2 separate regions of the Homo sapiens genome follow, and region 2 is linked to region 1. Evidence: read pairs that join two places in POLR2A ChIA-PET (ENCODE). Cell type or tissue: A673. All regions are shown on one strand. Links, peaks and the distances in the headings refer to the core of each region. The heading gives the core; the rest is flanking DNA. Region 1 has its middle 150 kb from the start of CCDC140. Region 2 has its middle 650 kb from the start of MIR4268.

Region 1 (4,404 bases), core at 81-4,080:
TAAGTTCTATGGTACATGTGCACAACGTGCAGGTTTGTTACATATGTATATACATGTCATGTTGGTGTGCTGCACCCATTAACTCTTCATTTACATTAGGTATATCTCCTAATGCTATCCCTCCACCCTCCCCCAACCCCACGACAGGCCCCAGTGTATGATTTCCCCTTCCTGTGTGCAAGTGTTCTCATTGTTCAATTCCCACCTATGAGTGAGAACATGTGGTGTTTGGTTTTCTGTCCTTGTGATAGTTTGCTGAGAATGATGGTTTCCAGCTTCATCCATGACCCTACAAAGGACATGAACTCATCCTTTTTTATGGCTGCATAGTATTCCATGGTGTATATGTGCCACATTTTCTTAATCCAGTCTATCACTGATTGACATTTGGGTTGGTTCCAAGTCTTTGCTATTGTGAATAGTGCCGCAATAAACATACATGTGCATGTGTCTTTATAGCAGCATGATTTATAATTCTTTGGGTATATGCCCAGTAATAGGATGGCTGGGTCAAATGGTATTTCTAGTTCTAGATCCCTGAGGAATCGCCACACTGACTTCCACAATGGTTGAACTAGTTTACAGTCCCACCAACAGTGTCAAAGTGTTCCTATTTCTCCACATCCTCTCCAGCACCTGTTGTTTCCTGACTTTTTAATGATTGCCATTCTAACTGGTGTGAGATGATATCTCATAGTGGTTTTGATTTGCATTTCTCTGATGGCCAGTGATGATGAGCATTTTTTCATGTATTTTTTGGCTGCATAAATGTCTTCTTTTGAGAAGTGTCTGTTCATGTCCTTCGCCCACTTTTTGATGGGGTTGTTTGTTTTTTTCTTGTAAATTTGTTTGAGTTCATTGTAGATTCTGGATATTAGCCCTTTGTCAGATGAGTAGGTTGCGAAAATTTTCTCCCATTTTGTAGGTTGCCTGTTCACTCTGATGGTAGTTTCTTTTGCTGTGCAGAAGCTCTTTAGTTTAATTAGATCCCATTTGTCAATTTTGGCTTTGGTTGCCATTGCTTTTGGTGTTTTGGACATGAAGTCCTTGCCCACGCCTATGTCCTGAATGGTAATGCCTAGGTTTTCTTCTAGGGTTTTTATGGTTTTAGGTCTAACGTTTAAATCTTTAATCCATCTTGAATTGATTTTTCTATAAGGTGTAAGGAAGGGATCCAGTTTCAGCTTTCTACATATGGCTAGCCAGTTTTCCCAGCACCATTTATTAAATAGGGAATCCTTTCCCCATTTCATGTTTTTCTCAGGTTTGTCAAAGATCAGATGGCTGTAGATGTGTGGTATTATTTCCAAGGGCTCTATTCTGTTCCATTGTTCTATATCTCTGTTTTGGTACCAGTACCATGCTGTTTTGGTTACCGTAGGCTTGTAGTATAGCTTGAAGTCAGGTAGCGTGATGCCTCCAGCTTTGTTCTTTTTGCTTAGGATTGTCTTGGCAATGCAGGCTCTTGTTTGGTTCCATATGAACTCTAAAGTAGTTTTTTCCAATTCTGTGAAGAAATGCATTGGTAGCTTGATGGGGATGGCATTGAATCTATAAATTACCTTGGGCAGTATGGCCATTTTCACAATATTGATTCTTCCTATCCATGAGCATGGAATGTTCTTCCATTTGTTTGTATCCTCTTTTATTTCCTTGAGCAGTGGTTTGTAGTTCTCCTTGAAGAGGTCCTTCACATCCCTTGTAAGTTGGATTCCTAGGTATTTTATTCTCTTTGAAGCAATTGTGAATGGGAGTTCACTCATGATTTGGCTCTCTGTTTGTCTGTTATTGGTGTGAAGGAATGCTTGTGATTTTTGCACATTGATTTTATATCCTGAGACTTTGCTGAAGTTGCTTATCAGCTTAAGGAGATTTTGGGCTGAGACAATGGGGTTTTCCAAATATACAATCATGTCATCTGCAAACAGGGACAATTTAACTTCCTCTTTCCCTAATTGAATATCCTTTATTTCTTTATCTTGCCTGTCTAATCTTGTTTTCTAATGCTTGCAATTTATATCTTGTATTACTCTCTAAAAGCAGTATCTTTTCTAAGTTATTGTTGAATTATCACCTTTACTTTGAAGGAACAGGGGAAATTTAAATAGATACAGATATATAGATTTAGATCTGCTAGACAGCATGCAATTGAGAGATACTTATGACAAAAAATGATGGCAAATTTAGAACACGTGCTGTAATAAAAGAAAAACATGCAACTCATTATTAAGTGGAGATACTTTAAAAAGTACTTGATTTTTTAAATTAAGTAAGTTACCTTAGTAACTTAATCAAGGGACAACCAGGGAACCTCTGCTCTTCATGACTACTCTCATCTGATGACAAAGAATGATGCCATTTTCTCTACAAAAGTGCTGGTTTTTTTTTTTTTTTTTTGAAAAGCAAACAATTCAATGGCATCTTGAGGAACTTTGTGCACTTCTGGCTTTCACTTCTTTATTGCAATAGCTCTAAGAGAGGTGGGGTATGAGTTTCAAGTGCGATTATATCTCTGTAATCTTAGCTTGAAATTGTGCCAAAGATTTTTTTGTTTCGTTATTATGCAAGGGATCTCCAAAATGACTTCAAGACAATTTCCACTCCGTTTCAGAAAAATTTTGTAAAGCCCTATTACATGACTTTAAACATTGCTTGAAAAAAAAAATCACAGCTTTGATTTTATGTTCTTGAGGCTTAGGTTTTAAATGTCTTGCTAATCATGATGACTGAACTCTACCATTAAATAATATCTTAAAGTACACCACATGCTTTGGGTGAGGTCATTATTTGTTAAAGTGGACAAAAACCCAAATTTCAGAGAGTTTTGATAATGTTTAATTTGGTTGGTCATCCTTTTGTCAGACCTGATTGTATTGTCGTTGTTTTTACTGATGTAACAATTTTGGACATTCTACTTCTATTTTGTAATAATATAAGCTTGTTTTGGGGAAAAAAGAAGTCTCAGCTCTGCCTCTTAATTTATTTTTTGGTTGGGTCTGAATGAATTTTATTTTTATTTTTGTTTAAATTTTTATTTCAATGGCATTTGGGGGTACAAGGAGCTTTTCGTTACATGGATGAATTATATAGCGGTGAATTCTGAGATTTTAGTGCACCCATCACCTGAGTAGCATACATTATACCTAATATGTAGTTATATATCCCTAGACCCCTCCCAACCTCCCCCTTCTGAGTCTCTAAAGTTCATTATATTACTCTGTATGCCTTTGTGTACTCATAGCTTACCTCCACTTATAAGTGAGAACATATGGTTTTTGGTTTTTGAGTCATAAGTTACTTCACTTAGAATAATGGCCCCCAGCTCCATCCGAGTTGCTGCAAGAGGCATTATTTCCTTCCTTTTAATGGCTGAGTAATATTCCATGGTGTACATATACCACATTTTTGTTATACACTCGTTAATCGATGGGCACTTAGGTTGGTTCCACATCTTTGCAATTGCAAATTATGCTGCTATAAACATACATGTGCAAGTGTCTTCTTCATGTAGTGACTTCTTTTCATTTAGGTAGATACCCAGGAGTGGAATTGCTGGATCACGTGGGGGTTCTATATTTAGCTCTTTAAAATATCTTCATACTGTTTTCTATAGAGGTTGTACTAATTTACATTCCCACCAGCAGAGTAAAAGCGTTCTCTTTTCCCCACATCCACAGCAATATCTATTGTGTTTGATGTTTAATAATGGCCATTTTTTTGCAGGAGTAAGGTGGTATCTCATTGTGGTTTTAATTTGGATTTCCCTGACAATTTTTTTAGAAAAATTGTTAACTTGTACTTTTGTTATTTTTATTATCTTTCATGCATGTTTTCCTTGCCAGACTCTTTTTAAGTCACTAGTCCATTTTGTTACACATTCAGTTAAAACCAGATAATATAAACTCTGATTTGGCTTGAATCTGTGTCCTCACCCAAATCTCATGTTGAATTGTAATCCCAAGTGTTGGAGGAAGGGCATGGTGGGACGTGGTTGGATCATGGGGGCGAGGTTCTCATGGTTAACACCATCCTCCCTTGGTACTGTATAGTGAGTTCTCACAAGACGTGGTTGCTTAAGGCAATGCCTTTATCCATGAGTACAAGTTCCCTGAGGTCTCCCAAGAAGCTGAGCAAATACCAGCATCATGCTTTCTGCAGAGCCTGTGAAACCGTCGGCCAACTAATCCTCTTTTCTTTATAAATTACCCAGTCTCAGCTATTTGTTTATAGCAGTACAAGAAAGGACTAATACAAACTCGACAACTTTTCAGTCTGGCATATGTAAACTGCAGAATTTCCTAATATACTCTGCATGAATGCAGTAAGTAGAGGAGGGCAGGGGCTGCTGTTGAGCCCACTGGTAGGAGCTTCTGTTCCTCTCTCAGGTTACCCCACATGCCAGGT
Region 2 (4,404 bases), core at 229-4,228, 1.6 Mb after region 1:
CCTAAACTCCTAAAGAGGTTGGTGCCTAGTCTTCTCTCACCCACCTTACTGTTTCCCAAAATACTAAAAGGGCCATTATAATTCTTTTAATTTTTCTAACCAAGTGTATTTGATCATTGCTAAGTCAGCCCTTAAAGAAAATTGGAATAGTCCTTTCTCATGACCAGGACACAGATCTACACTAAGCAAGAATGAGAGTGGATGCATCTTTAGATAGTGGCACGACTGACTGAAAAACAATCTGAGTGTTGGTAGAACATGTTGTTCTTATGGTAGGGAAGATTCCATGTGAAGTATCCTCATTCCAGTCCTAACTACACACACATAATAAAGCAGGAAGTAGAGATAATTATTGACTTAATCTGTGGCATAAATTTGTTTGCATGAACTATTTAGATATGTTAGGGAAAGGTGAATCTGTGTTAAGAAAGAAGTGGTATATTTCTTCAGTGTTACTCAGCAAATCCTGATTTTGTTCCTTTCATTTTTTTTTTTTTTTTTCATTTTTTAGTTAGTCTTTTTGTTTGAGACAGAGTCTCACTCTGTCACCCAGGATGGAGTACAGTGACTCATAGCTTACTACAACCTCAACCTCTCAGGCTCAAGTGATCCTCCCACCTCAGACTCTGAGTAGCTGGGACTACATGCATGCAACACCATGCCCAGCTAATTATTATTATTATTATTATTATTATTATTATTATTATTATTATGATTTCTTGTAGGGATGGGGGTCTCGCTATGTTGCCCAGGCTGGTCTCGAACTCCTGGCCTCATGCAGTCCTCCTTCCTCAGCCTCCCAAGGTGTTGGGATTATAGGTGTGAGCCACCATGCCTGGCTATTTAGTAATTTTTACTAGACTTTGTTTTTAGAGCAGTTTTAAATTTACAGAAAAATTGAGGAGATGGTTCCCAGAGTTCCCATGTTTCCATCCCCACCCCACACACAGTTGCACCTATTATTAACATCATACCTTAGTATAGTACATTTATTGCAATTAATGTACCTCTATTGATACATTATTATCAACTAAAGTCCATGCTTTATTCAGATTTCCTTCGTTTTTACCTAATGTCTTTTTCTATTCCAGGATCTCATCCAGGTAGCATATTGCATTTAGTCATCGTATCTACTTAGGCTCCTGTTGGCTATGACATTTTCTCAGACTTGTCCTTGTTTTTGATGACCTTGACTGGTTTGTACTAGCCAGGAATATTATAGGATGTCCCTAATATAGAATTTGTCTGATTTTTTTCTCATGATTAGACTGGGTTATGAGTTTTGAGGGCAAGAGCATAGAGGAAAAGCTTTGTTTTCATCATATCATGGCAAGGGTGCATGCTATCAACATGGCTTATTGCTGTTAATGTTAACCACAATCACTGGGCTGAAGCTGTAGTCATCAGGTTTCTGTATATAACTCTAGAGTTATTTTCTCCCTCCCTTTCCATACTCTACTATTTGGAAGGAGGTCTCAATACATAGCCCATAACTAAAGAGTAGAGAATTATGCCACTCTAATCCTTTAGGTTGGAATAGCTATATAAATTCTTGTGCTAAGGGGATTTGTCTCTCCTCCCTGACTTATTAATTTATTAAATTATCTATTTATTACTAGTATTTATTGATACTCTTTAGTACAGATTCATGGATATTTATTTTATACTTTGAGTTATAATTCAATAAATTGTTTTGATCTAATTATTTCAGCTTCTGGTCATTGGGAGCTCTTCTAAAAAATTCTTCTTCCCTTTTGACATATTCCCAATGTGTATGTATGTGTGTGTGCTTGTGTTTTAGGACTTCCTTATTTTATGGCAATAAAAGATGCTCCAGCCTTATCTTGCGTGTTTCTGCCATATCCTAGAATCATCCATTTCTCCCAGGAACCCTGGTGTTCTTTATTAGAGAATAGTATTTGAAACCAACATCTGGGTATTAGATGTGTTCACTGATGGTGGGCTATCCTTTCTTTATGCCCTCTTAGCTAACAGACCAAAGAAATATATATGTGTGGCCAGGCGTGGTGGCTCACGCCTGTAATCCCAGCACTTTGGGAGGCTGAGGCGGGTGGATCACCTGAGGTTAGGAATTCGAGACCACCCTGGCCAACATGGCGAAACCCTGTCTCTACTAAAAAATACAAAAAATTAGCTGGGTATGGTGGCAGGTGCCTGTAATCTAAGCTACTCAGGAGTCTGAGGCAGGAGAATTGCTTGAACTCAGGAGGCGGAGGTTGCAGTGAGCCGAGATTGCGCTATTGCACTCCAGCCTGGGAGACAGAGCAAGACTCCGTCTCAAAAAAAAATAATAATAAAAGAAGTATATGTGTGCATATTAATCTGTGCATATATAGACATATCAATAAATATTTCTGTATATAACCGTCTGTAACTATATGAGACATTTGCTTCTCCTACATTCTTATACATGAAGAAAGTGACATGCATAATCCTTTTATCTCAACACTAAGCTCAAACACCCTTAAAAATCATGTTTAGAAAATTTCCTGTTTCAGGCACTGATTTGACAATCCTTACCCTTGAGCAGCTTCCAGTCTAGTGGGGAAGATACAATTATATGCACATAACTTCATTAAAATGCAGCAATTTGATAATCTATAGGGAAATATATAAATTATTGAAAAAGTACACAGGATGGTCACTGATATAAATCTGAGCGGTTAGGAGAAAGTGTGTCTATCAAATATTTCTGAAAGATAAATAAAAATGTATTATAAGAAAATTGGAAACTATGTTTGTGACAGAAGAAACAGCATATAGAAGTCATGAAAGTGGGACTGAGCAGGAAACTGCAGACAATTTTGTCTTTTTTATAAAATATATTTTAAGATAGGGAGTGCAGTGAGGCTGGAGAGATAACCAGAAGCCAGATCTAAGGGAAGATGTACATGTGTATATGTGCCTAGGAGACTGGAATTTATTCTATATGTACATGCAGATGATTGAAGCATTTAAGGCAAGACTAAGTCTGCACAATCCCAAGACAAGGAGACGAGATTTTCAGTTTCCTCAGTAGGAAAGAATTAGAACATAATGGAGACAACAAAGCTAAAAATTATACACTGTCCCCTTCCAACTAGTTGCTCGTATCCTGGTGCTCATGCTGTGGGGATGACGGGATTGATGCTGATGGATGACAACAATTATTTATTGAGCACTTACTATGTGACAAGCACTAATTCGTTTGACTCCAGGAGATAGGCATTATGATTATCGTCATTTAGCAGACGAAGAACTGAGACTCAGAAGTTAAATAACATGCATGGAGCCCCACAGCTGGGAAGTGGCTGGTCAGACTTGAGCCCATATCTCTCTGACTCTTCATCATTGCTCATTTTAGCCAGCACTTGCTATCAGGAACTCTTGGGCTCCAAGTACCCAAGCTAATCATAACAAATTCCTTCCTAAAGCAAACAGGCCTTAGCAAATTCCAAGGATATTTAACATTTATTATTTCCAAGAAAAAAAAATCTGTTGATGGAGGCCTAGTGGTTGTGTCTAGATTGAAGAACAATGGCTTTTGGAGAGCGATAAACAAGATGAAGACAGGAGTCTCTTCCCCCTGGAAGAGGCTCCCCCTGACCAAATGTCTCTGTAAAATGTTTGAGTTAAACCATTTCCTTCTTTCATAATGAGGAGAAATGGACAGATAAATCAGTGAGGAGTCTGTAACCCAGTCCTCAGAGGTGATGTGTCAGCCCGGTCTCTCCCTCCCCTACTGGCTGAGATTTATGATAGGCAAGCAGATCCGATCATTCATCATGTGTCCCTTCAGTGAATTCTGGGTAAGGAGCAAAGTATCCAGGGTTCAGAACTACAGTTCTGGTCTGCACAGTCGTAGGGACAAACCAAGGAAAGATCCAGCAGAAGGGTGGAAAATCCCATCAACCTCCTCAATCCTCAGCAGCAGTCAAATCAAATCTTCACAAGGTACTTGCTATTTTGGCTTTTATTTTTACATGGAGGCATGTGGCATCCTGCAGACCCACTCAAAAAGACAGGCATCACTCTCCTCACCAGTGAACTGGGTTATTTGGTGAATTCATGAGGACTGGGTTTGAGCTCAATCACTCTGAACAGCCATAACCAGAAGGAAGAATATAAAACACTTTCAGCATGCAGACTATAAACCTAGGCGCAAGGAATGTATATTCACTAATAAAGCTGGTCTTGGCTGGTTGAGCATGTGCCTCATTTGTGATTAATAAAAAGAAAAATGCAATCCATTTGCCTGGATAGTATGTATAGAGCTCCCTACATAGAAAGAGACTTATGGGTTTCAAACTTGCCTCTCATTCAGTAATATATATTTTAAGCCCTACGACGTTCTTCCTTAGAAAAGAATTTAAGATGGATATAACTTGTCTAATTCCTGTCTAG

Evidence for each region. ChIA-PET counts read pairs that join two places held together with the same protein. Peaks named below come from ENCODE experiments on the same cell type or tissue, not always from the same donor. Only the 100,000 strongest peaks of a DNase experiment are listed, where the experiment ranks them.
Region 2: POLR2A ChIA-PET joins it to region 1 with 5 read pairs; 2 of 35 experiments call an interaction of 5 or more read pairs at or near these places.

Annotation. Positions count from the first base shown.
Region 1 is chr2:222,144,780-222,149,183 of GRCh38, reverse strand. No RefSeq gene overlaps it. Among named protein-coding and RNA genes, the nearest start is that of CCDC140, 150 kb to the left of the region's middle. In A673, for the core only: no CTCF peak of the experiment used is centred there; a DNase peak (open chromatin) is centred at 2,523.
Region 2 is chr2:220,552,332-220,556,735 of GRCh38, reverse strand. No RefSeq gene overlaps it. Among named protein-coding and RNA genes, the nearest start is that of MIR4268, 650 kb to the right of the region's middle. In A673, for the core only: no CTCF peak of the experiment used is centred there; no DNase peak of the experiment used is centred there.